2 separate regions of the Homo sapiens genome follow, and region 2 is linked to region 1. Evidence: chromatin contacts called from ENCODE Hi-C or POLR2A ChIA-PET data. All regions are on one chromosome and are shown on one strand. Each heading gives the region's core, a stretch centred on a gene start or an enhancer-like site at or near the end of the contact. The rest is flanking DNA. Distances are from core to core; before and after follow the strand shown.

The links. Hi-C counts contacts between places; a loop is a spot of excess contacts on that map. ChIA-PET counts read pairs that join two places held with the same protein, here RNA polymerase II (POLR2A). Pooled maps may share reads with other maps.
Region 2: a loop to region 1 is called in a map of Right ventricle myocardium inferior, with 3 times the contacts of the local background. The contact joins two enhancer-like sites. A Hi-C loop is called at or near these places in 6 of 168 maps with a recorded cell type or tissue (CD4-positive, alpha-beta T cell, Right ventricle myocardium inferior, aorta and 2 more) and 3 of 50 pooled maps. POLR2A ChIA-PET finds 5 or more read pairs at or near these places in 4 of 52 experiments (AG04450, MCF 10A, PC-9 and 1 more).

What each region holds. Positions count from the first base shown.
Region 1 is chr15:100,058,403-100,063,735 of GRCh38, forward strand. The region is part of intron 15 of ADAMTS17 (ADAM metallopeptidase with thrombospondin type 1 motif 17); the gene reads right to left. Among named protein-coding and RNA genes, the nearest start is that of ADAMTS17, 280 kb to the right of the region's middle. Within about 2 kb of position 2,314, at least 2 of the 41 ENCODE cell types and tissues checked have a DNase peak (open chromatin) inside an H3K27ac peak, as active enhancers do.
Region 2 is chr15:100,111,224-100,116,556 of GRCh38, forward strand. The region is part of intron 13 of ADAMTS17 (ADAM metallopeptidase with thrombospondin type 1 motif 17); the gene reads right to left. Among named protein-coding and RNA genes, the nearest start is that of ADAMTS17, 230 kb to the right of the region's middle. RefSeq lists an enhancer at 1-937. Within about 2 kb of position 3,053, at least 18 of the 41 ENCODE cell types and tissues checked have a DNase peak (open chromatin) inside an H3K27ac peak, as active enhancers do.

The DNA.
Region 1 (5,333 bases), core at 1,064-3,563:
TCTTTCTCCACTGGCCTTGTTTATGTATTCCTCGGGCCCTTTTTTTAAAGATGTTTTAAAGTGACTCTGAATGACAACCTACAAACTACCCCACTTCCATGCCAAAAGTAAAACATCTGGGAAGTCAAGAGTGAAAAGGCCCAAAAAAGGGCAGGAGGGCACACCTGGAGACGGTTATAAGACCATCCTCAGAAACGCTGCACAGAGGTGGCGGCTGGCCTGGGGAAGCCCTGCTTCTGCCATCGGAGGCCCGACACTGGGCGGCAGCAGCAGCAGCAACTACAGCACGAGGTGGAGATAGAGCCACTAGGGCCCTGGAGCCTGCCATCCTCTGATCACCGGAGCGGGGTCTTGCTTGTCTGTAGCGGAATGGGTGGGAGAGGTGTCAGGAAGAGGGCTACTGGAGGCCACGGAGGAGTCACTGGGTATGGTCAAGGAATTGTGGGATAGGAAAGCGAAAGAGGCTGCGGCTGACGGACAAACCCAGGCAAGCTCAACTGCTGATGGGAAGGAACATACTGGACAACAGAGTGCTAGCGGCAGCCGGTTCTCTGGGGAAAATAGCCTAGAGTCATGGCGTATTTGCTTCCCAAAGTGTAAATACCCTCACCATGACAGATTTTGCTATCCACCTGGCATCAGTGAACAAGGAGTGGGGAAGAGATGCCTCTAATTGGCTCTCACAAGCCACACACAGCTGTGGGGGCACTCCAACGAATTCTGAAGATGCTTGTCTTTGCTTTGGAGGTCCTGGTCTGGAGCCGATGAGTTGGAGAACTCCTGCACAATCACAACTTGTTTGAGGCCAGGCGTGGGTTTGGGGTCAGCTCTCACAGCCCCAGAAAGAATACACTTGGCATGCCCACGCACTGCCTGTGGCCATCGCCGCAGTGGCTGCAAGTTCTGGCGCACTGCAAATGCAGCTTTCCAGCTCAGAGCCTGCACGCCTCTCCTCGGGACAGCGTGCTCCTAGCCACGCATTTGTGTATCTCCCGGGGAGAGGAAAACACAGGCAGAGTTATTAGCAGGAGGTCAGCAGAGCCAGGAGGCATAGGGGTTACTTCCAACCTTTTCACTTTGGTGTCACTTAGCAAGATTCCAAATTTGCAATTTGCCGTGGTCCATCTGAAAAATCATAACTTCCTGCTAAAATCAGAAGTTCGCGCCTGACATCCCTCAAAAGAGATGTCAGCCTCAGAGATTCCTTTGGGACGTCAAGATCATTTTTAACAGTGAATAAATAGGTTCATTGTGGAGTCCCAAGAACAATGACTTCATGGGGCCATGTCAAATCCAGAGAGACAATGCAGGTCACCTCCTGGCCCCTTCTGTGGCAGCTTGGGTTGCTCTCCTGCCTTGCGTTAGCTGCAGAGTGGGGTCTGCAAAGGCCTATGAGGCCCATGAGGCTGCAGCTCCAGGCACCTCTGGAGGAGTCCTTTCCACAGCCCTATGCATAATGTATTTTTTTTCCTGAAAGACAACCTTCCAAATTAAATACATTTTGGGCTCTACAAGTTCCTGTCCCCTCAAACCTTGGGCATCAGTGAGTATCTCCAAGCCCCCTTTGTCTCTAAGTATTTTGAGATTAATTAGTGTGCACTTGAAATCAGGATATTGTTGGACCCAGAAAGCACTCCATGGGGCAATTAAAATGATTACGAATGCTTTGATTTTATGGGCAATTAACAGAGTGAAGAACAGGGGACTCCCCCAGTGATTTGATTTTATCTGTGAATTCTGAAGCTCTGGTTTGCTGGGGAGATTTTCCCTTGCTCATTTCGCCTGGGCCAGAGATTGGAAGTCTTAAATCACTACCCAAAACATAACTATGCTCACTTTTGTGGGTTTTGCTCAGAAGCTCTCAACAGTTAGACTTCTGTGGGGCACCACACGGGTGGGTACACTTTCCTTTGCCACCAGGGCAGAACAAAACCTTTGCAATGAGCTGGAGTGTGAGGTTACATGCAGAACGTCCATTTCGGTCTCTGGCCCTTCTTCCTCTCTGTGGACACTTACACACCATCCTGGTCTTCCAGGCACTGTGGGAAAGACCATGAGCCATTCCAGGGAGCGAGGTGGGGGCATTCCTGAGGGAAGGGCACTGCTCCTTTTCAGAGCTGGCTGGAGGCAGATGCGAGCTCTGACCCTGTCCACATGCCCCTCTCTGGCATGGAGCTGCACAGAAGCCCGAGTGGGGTTCTTTTAGTCTCTCTCCGTCCTAGCTTCACTGGAAGACCTGACCCACAGTCAACCTACTTCTAAACCTGGCAGCAAGTCAGCTCCTTTTATTTCCACTCGGAGTTCTGCCAGCTCTGTTCTTAGCTATGGATACAAACTGCCCAGGCATTTCCTGTTCCAGGTGGTTTTGAGCAGAAAGCCAGCCAGCGTGGGCTGAAGGTAGGTGGGGTGAAATTCTTCAGGAATTGCTCCCAGCAAATGTGAGAGTAATTCAAAGTAATTCAAAGTTACACTGGGTTGACTTCCAAAGCACCCAGCCCCGAGTGGAGACAAGGCCTTTTTGAACTAACTTTAGAAACATAATGAGTGTGGACCACCTTCAGGCTTGCCCGAATCCATCAGCCAGGCCCTGGAGTCCTGGGATTATGCCTTCTGGGTAAGATAAGGCAGGAAGCCGGCTCCAACCTCCCACGGAGGCCCACTGCTTCTGGAGAGCTGAGCAGTCACCCCAAGACGTTAAACCAATCTCCGTGGGATGCAGGTTTGTTCCGAAGTGCATACAACGTAGTGGCAACAACAGGCAGGTTTAACTTGTGTTCTCCAATGAAAAGTCTCCATCCGGCAGTCTCTGGCCATGATTGGACAGAGTAATTCTGAGAGGCTCCATGAACGGCAGCGAAATCAGAGGAGGTGGAGACCCTGGATGAGACACCAAGCCCCCTGAAGCTTCAGCTTGCCCCTCTAAGAAGGAAGCAGAGCAAGACCTTGCAGCCCATTTAGGGAGATTAGGGATCGGCTCTCCAAGGCACAGCCGAGCTCCGTGACTGGGAGCCACTATCGCGGATGCTATTGTTCTTTTTTTGTATACATGGCCCTCAGGCTTCAGGAGCTGAGGGACGATCACAAGAGCTGGTTCTCCTGGGTGGCACCTGCTAGTTAGCACCTGTTGGCCTTAAAGTGAATGTGAGTGAAAGGTCCATTTGTGCCACAGGAATGGGAAGTTGAGGAGTGATCCAAAGGATTCTAACATCCTCTGTCATTCTAAAATTACCATGCAAAAGTGGAGATTAGGAAGACACTCCTATCGCCAGACACTCAGGGCTGAGCCAGGCGGAGCAGCCATGCTGGGAAATCTCAGAAGCCGGGGTCGGAAGCCAAGGGACTTACTCGCAGGGACACCTTCTGGGCTTGATGGAAGAACCACTACTTCGACCTCCAAACTGAGTACCTCTTGGAATACCCAGACTGCGAATTTTGAATTAGGATGAAAGGTAACATCAGCATCCCACGGAGGGCCTCCAGTACATTCAAATGCATGGGTTGGGAAGGGGAAGGGTAACTTTTTGGCATGATACCAGCTGGTGGGGCTTCCAATGCAAATGCTGGTGAGGTTGACCCAATGTCCTTTGATGGGCAGGAGAGGGAGTGGGCTCTTTGCGAATTTAGTAAAAAGAGGCTGTCACTTTGAAGCTGCCAAAAGCAGCAAGAGGCCTTGTTTTAGAATGCATTTTTAAGTGTTGTTCTATTTGCAGAGTGACAGCTGGGACAGCTGAGGAGGAGAGTGCCAGGCGAGGCAGGGACACTGTCCATGCAGGGGAGGTGAAAAACCATGGGGCTGATGAAAATGCACATGGATGTCAACTCCAGGGATGTCAAGGTCTTACCCTGGCAGCAGAAGCACGAGCGGCCGTCACAGCCTCAAGGAGGCAGGGTGGATGGCAGGTGACCAAGCTAGGAGGAGGTGGCAGGGCAGCTTGGGACAGGGGGGGATCCACAGAGTGTGGTGCCAGTGATACCCCACGTGGGTGCTTGGAAATGGGCATGCCTGCCTTCCCCAAGGCAGGTGTGCGAGGAGCATCTTAGCGTCAAAGCATTTCCTAACTCTTCAACAGGACTGTGGTCTTCATTGTAAACTTGCCTATTAGAGATTTGTTTTGTGTCTGTCTCATTAGACTTTGAGTCTCTCAAGCAGAGACCATTTCAAAGAAAGACTCCGACTTTTGCATAGTCTATAAAGGCAGGAATGTAGACAAAGATGTCATTTTAAAAAATCAGTGATAAAAATGGAAATAAAAGGGTTTCATGGGTAACTTCGATTTAGCTAAAATCATTTTTGAAACTAGACAAATCATGTCTTACTTTTTCTTTCTTCAGTCTCAATCAGCACTTTGCAACACAGGCTGAGAGATGATGACATGAAAACAGCTCAGAAGAGGGGTGCCTGAGGAAGATCAGCCACCTTGAGTTTAAGTTTAACCCAAGACAGGAACATGGGATTAAAGCTGGCAGAAGGGCAGGGGCCACAGCATGTTCCAAGCCAGGAAGGTAGGAGCAGAGGCACCCTCTGGGCACCCTGCTGTCTCCACTTCTGTGTCCAACTGAGAACTCCAACCACCTTGGGGCTCAAGTCCTGGGCTGACCTTTGCTGGGGTCGTCTGGGAATTGGGCCAAGGATACCCTCAGAAGGTCTTCTCTGGCTAGGAAGGGATTTATCAGAATGGCTTTGCTCCTGCATAGTTAGGAAAACTAGTCCAGAATAGAACCCAAGTCTACGGAAAGATGCAGGTGTTTGTGCTTGAAGTCAATGGAGCTGGCCACTAGGAATTTGGGATACACAGACCTTAGTGAAATTGGTATCCTTCTGGGTTTCCATTAGACTTAAGATTGTTGTTCTTTTTCCAGCTAAGAAGTCATCCCCAGAGCCACTGGCAGCCCAATGGGGCTTCCTGCAAGTTGGCCAATGGCCTGCACTGCTCAGACTCAAGCTGCTCTCAGCTCTCCTGGGGTTACTTTGGGGGACTGGTAACCTGCCCCAATTCCTCACAACTTCCTTCACTCTTCTATGATCCTCCTTCCTGTCCCAAGCTTGTCTTCCATCATTTTCCTTCCTGTTCCCGCCCCTAATCCACCATGGGGGTGGCTGCATGTTAGTCAAATATGACAGCACTGTGTGGTCCCCTCTGGGTGCTCATGTCATTACAACACAGGCGTGAAACCAGCCATAACCCGGGAGGAATGACACTGAACCAATTTACCAGACTGATCATCAAAATCGATTCTCAACACATAAATGGTGAGTCAAGTCATTTGTGTTTTACCCAGAAAGCTGTGGGCAGGTTTATCCTCCACCACACGGATCCTCCGAGCTCCAGCAG
Region 2 (5,333 bases), core at 1,803-4,302, 54 kb after region 1:
CTGAAGGCCCCAGTGGGCTCATGGACAAGTGTACAGCAAACCCAGGGTGAGGCCACATGTTTCAGGTCTGATGGGAGCTGTCGGAGGGCTGGGTGCAGCCTGGAAGGAATGACTCATTTCCCGTGCTGGCAGGCTAGGGGCAGCTGTCCTTCCACTTGCAGGGAAGGACCTCAGGAGGTGGCTGGTGGAAGGAGAACTCTGGAAGATGGAGACATATACTGAGATTAGCTCGAGGGAGCTTGCTTGACAGGGTCACTGAGGTACCCTCTGGAGCCCTGAGGTTCCCCAAGCATCTTGTGGAGCTGGTGGGAGAAATACAGCAACACAGCCCCCAGCGTGGAGTCTACTCCACACACTGGGCTGCCTCTACTGTTTCGTTGAAAGCAAGGGTCCCTTGGCTGAAGTGGTTTGAAACTGGATTTTAATTACCTTTAGACTGAAATGTTGACTCAGTACTGGGAGTAATTGAGCTTTGAGGTGATTTGCTCAACAGCTGCAGTAGTAAGGATGATGAAATCATAAACGATATTTACTACTACTGTGTTCCAGGCAGCATGCTAAGTAGTTATCTATTCGTTTCAGGTGGGTGCTGTCACTGTTCCATTATACAGACATGCATACAGGGCTCACAGGAAGTGCTCGACTGTCTTCAGTTGGCAGGGTCACGCCCCGCCTCTTGGCTCCAGCCTGCTTCTTTTTCCATCATCGCAATTTCCTCTCTAAACTGAGAACTCCTAGGGCCAAAATTACCAAGAGCAAAGTGGCATTGCTAAAAACAAACCACCAGTTTCATGCATGTTTCTGGCTTCCGAGTGTATCCTCTGATTCGAGTAGAAGTGGAAGTGGGACTTGGGTAGAAAAGCAGAGGCTGTTTTGAGGCAAGTTAGAAAGGCCAGACTTCAAAGGGATGAAGGCTGTTTATCTGGACTCTTTAGGGTGAGCAGAGAAATGCGGACTCTGCAAAGCAGGAAGGCCAACCTCAGCTGGAGGGATGCTGGCCACGAGCCTTGCACGAAGGAACGCTCAGCTCCACCTGCATGCAGCTCTCACCTGCAGACACTGCCCTCCACAGCTTGGACAGCTGGGGACACTCAGGCTCCAGAACAGAGTCTAGAGGTGGGGCTTCCCTTCCCTGCTCAGCCAGAACTCTCCATTTGTCCGTCTCCCCTTTGAGGCCTCTGCTTGGAATTCAGGGCACCCACATCTCTAGCAAACTATATGGCATGATCTCCCAAAGGATAAGGTTTTTAAAATGTGAGGAGGAGGCTCAGAATCCCTCAAAATTCTCTATTTCCCTCCAGGTTGCCTTAGGTGGGAGATTAATCTCCAGGAACAAGACCCCAGTAAATAACATGAGGTGGTGGGATTCAGCTTTGCACCCAGCATCAACACTCTTACATCCCCAACAGCACAGAAGATCACATTTTCTTAAAAGTTATACAACCACACACTTGAAGGAAGGAAGCTTGGAACGTGCCACCTGCATGGCTGGTGTGTGCTGAGATGGAATTCTGACTGAAGCTGCAAAGCCTGGGGCCGGTCTGGCTTCTTGCTGGCCTGCCTGGCATCAGGACTTCTGCTTGGCTGGAGGTGGTCACAGGCAGGGCAGGGAAGATGGGCTCAGAAGCTTGGGAACCACGTGGTCACATGTGCCCGCTGGAGGTTTGGAACATTCCTCTGCAGTGAAGAAGACACTCGTGGCTCTCAGCAGTCTCTCTGCTCTCTCTCTAGGCCAGCAGTTAGAAGGTCTTAGTATGGTGGGGACATTGCTTTGAGTTCATCACAGCACTCATCCAAGTTCTCCCTGGTCCTCTGTGGGGGACACATGCTGACGAGGCTACTCAGACTCCTGTTCCCAAAGCTGCCCAACCCGGCCCCCTCATCAGTCCCCGGCGGACAGGCCTCTGCGGATTTTACCAGCAGTGAGCACCTGCCCATAGCTGGCCCATTCCTCGTCTCTTTCCTGGGAACTCGGTACTGAAATTCAGATGCAGAGAGGTCATGTCTGCTCGTGGTTGACGGATCCCAAAGAAGGCTACACTCCCTTATATGTAATTCAGAAATTCAAAAAGCTCTGAAAACTCTAAGTGTTCTCTTCCATTTGTGGCAAACACATTTGGCAGCAAAACCAGCCTGGACTGATGTGAGCTCTAGGTAGTGTCAGTATCCCCCTTAATGAGGTCACCTGGTGGACAGACCCACGTGACTGACTATGGGGTGCTCTCCTGGAGCCCACTAGCAATACAAATATTTGGTTGATGCACTGTCATTACCTTTTGAACACATAAAATGCTCTGAAGCTTGAACTGTATGTGGCCCAAAAGGATCTGGGTAAAGGATGTGGATTTACATAAGAGGTGCCGTGGGCTACCCTACCAGCTTCCACACGGACAAGTTCTGAGAAAGCCAGTCTGCAGTGGGTGCACGGGGTTGTGACTACCAAATGCAAGCTTCGGAGACCACAGAGCTAAGGTCCTGACATCTTCAGCTTTGCAACAGCTTCCCTCCTTTTCATTAAGCGGCCCCAGCTGGCTTGGCGGAGCTGTCGTCAGAGAGTCCTAACCATCACGCCCCTCATCCCCACGGAGGCTCAGACCTGGGGGGTTCTGCCGTGCCAGGCAGGAGGCGCTGGGAACGCACAGCCACGTCCAGACGCAGCCTTTGCCAAGCTCTCCGACACTTCAGTGGGCCCATGGCCTGCTGGCCTGGGCAAGGAGGACTGAACTCTTGAAGGTTTCCACTTCAATGAGATTCCATGAGAAAAGCAGAAATGGGGTGGGTTTGGCAGTGGGCCATCTCAATGGGTTTCTGTCTAAAGGCTTTTCCATTTAGAAATATTTTCTAAGGAGGATCTTTGTCTTCTTTTGGAGGTGGGATGGATTTGTGGTCCTGAATCCTCCCTTGGAAAATCTACCTCTGCAAGAATTCTTTCTTCTTTTTTTTTTTTTTTTTAAAAAAAGGAAGAGGAAAAAAAAGAACAAAAATACAGCTTCCCTTCTTTTGAACTGTGCGTCACTCGCCAAAGAATTCCGCAGCGATAGCACTGCTATGAATAGGGCAGTCATAATGGGCTTCAGAAGAGCCCGGAGCCCAACCACAGGAAACGTTCCTATCACGGCTCAGCTAGAACTGTGCCTCTTATAAATGGAGTTTTCAGAGGAACACTTATAATCCGTATTCCCCTCCTGCCTTCTAAATTGGCCATCTATTATTTTGTTTTTACCCTTGATGAAGTGCTCCTTTTAAAAATGCTGGCTTCTGTTGGTATTTGAGAGAAATGAAACTGCAGATGCAAGAAGTCAGGGCGATTCTACCCCAGAGCAGGACGTGTCGAGCTACCTGTGCAAAGCCCCGAGCGTGGGGTCTCTCCTTCAAACGCGAGATACTTACTGCCTGGTAGCTGTCCTCATCAAACAGGGCTGCTCTTTTCAGATCAAAGGCGGTGGCACTCTAGTGACAATAACTTAGGACTTAGGCAGAGAGAAACAGAAAGGAAGTGGGTGAAAGGTCACATTCCCAATCCAAGTGGCCCCCCAGAGAGCCACACCGCAAGGCTTCCTGGGTGGAGGATCTGGGCAGACTCAAGTCCCAACCACTGTGGTGATAAGGCAACGAAACAGTCCAGCCATCCAAAAGCGGTCAGAAGGAAAACAGAAGTTTAATCTGGACTTGGAGAAATCTGTGGAAACACAGACATTTCAGTGGGATTTCTGTGCTGAATAAATAAGACGGGAGCATTGAAAACTGAAGCAGGCAACCAAGGAAAGAACAACTTGGGGCACAAAGTTGAGTTGAAATTTGAAGAGCGTGAGTCTGTCCCAGACCTGACCTCTTCTTGCTCCTGCAAAGTGGGAGTGGGCAGTAAAGAGGTCTAAAAGTATCTTTATCTGGCATGCCGGGGAAAGCTGAAGGTTCGGATTCAAGGCTGCTTCTCATGAGAACCAAATGGCAGCTCTCTCGCTTCCAATTAGGGGTCTGCGTGTGCCTGACACAGCGGGAAGCCTCCTGCCACCTCCTGCATCCGACTCACAGCCAGGCGGAGGGAGGCAAAGGCCGGTGTGCAACTGCACGGCTCCAGCCGCACACGTTCCTTCTAGGAGGGCAGGTCTCCCCTCTCCCTCAACTGCAGGGAAAATTCAGGGTGCAAAGGCCGTGTTTCTCTTGAATTCTGCTGGCGAGCTGATGGCGCAGCTACATTACACGGTCCCCAAAGGTGGTGTTCTTTTTAAAAAAGGACAATGATGGGGCTCCCCAATACTTTCAAATGAGTCCTCATCTGAGTGGGCTGGTGTTATCTGCTACAATTTAGAGCATCACATGTTGCTCTACGAGTCAGCTCAAAGAGGATGGGTCAGGCTGTTAGACTAAAAGCTGCAGATCTGAGGCTGCTATTCCAGAGATGCCCGGGCCCACCTTCACACAGCTACGCACACCTGAACTTGCGACAGCAGAAGGCCAAATGCAGATTTCAAAGGCTCTTCCCATCACAGGGAAGAAACATAAGACCTGGCATCAGAACTTCATTCTTCTGCAAAACACTTTTGAGGCTGTCTAAAAATCAGGCCCAGTTTCCTGAGTTCTTCTTCAAGCTCCCTCACTCCACACCCATGAAGTCATGCGGTCTGTCTTCTTCAAGTGTTGGCAGCCAGGCAATAGCTGCTTATTTTCTGTGAGTCAACTGCTCTGGAAGTGAGGTCAGCTCCCGCCCTGGCCTCTTGTCAGCTGCAGGTGCTTAGAGGTGTCCTGTAACCTTATTCCCTCTCATCTTCTGCACAGCTTGTTTTGCGTATTAAATGAGACGATGTATGTAGAGCTAACTTGTGTCTTGTACATGACATACCGATAAACGGGTTCATATGTCATCATTATAGCACAAAGTCTTGTTTCCTAAAGAAGAACAGTTTTAGGTAAAAAAAAAAAAAAAAAAAAAAAAAACCCAACAACCCTGAAGCGGGTCCTGGGGTGTCCTCATCTATTAAGGACATTAATTAAGCAGACATTACAAATGTATACATGACACACCACCTAGAACTTCATCAGCTACTGGAAATGCTTGCAGTGGCCCGATGGGGCAGAGCCTCTTGATTCAGGAGAAAGCTCTTGGAAAGAAAATGGGACCTGTGCTTATTATCATCTTTCCTAAGTTGCAAACTATTCTCAAAATGTTCCCCAACATCCTAGCCAAGGATTAAGAGCCAATTCAAAATAAACCAAGAGAAGCAATACAGGGATCATCCACATTGGAAAGCCAGAGAGCAGCCGCACCAGCACACTGGGATGCCCCTGTAAAGCTCCTTGGTCTCCTCAGCTCGTCCTGGGTCCCTCCACACATG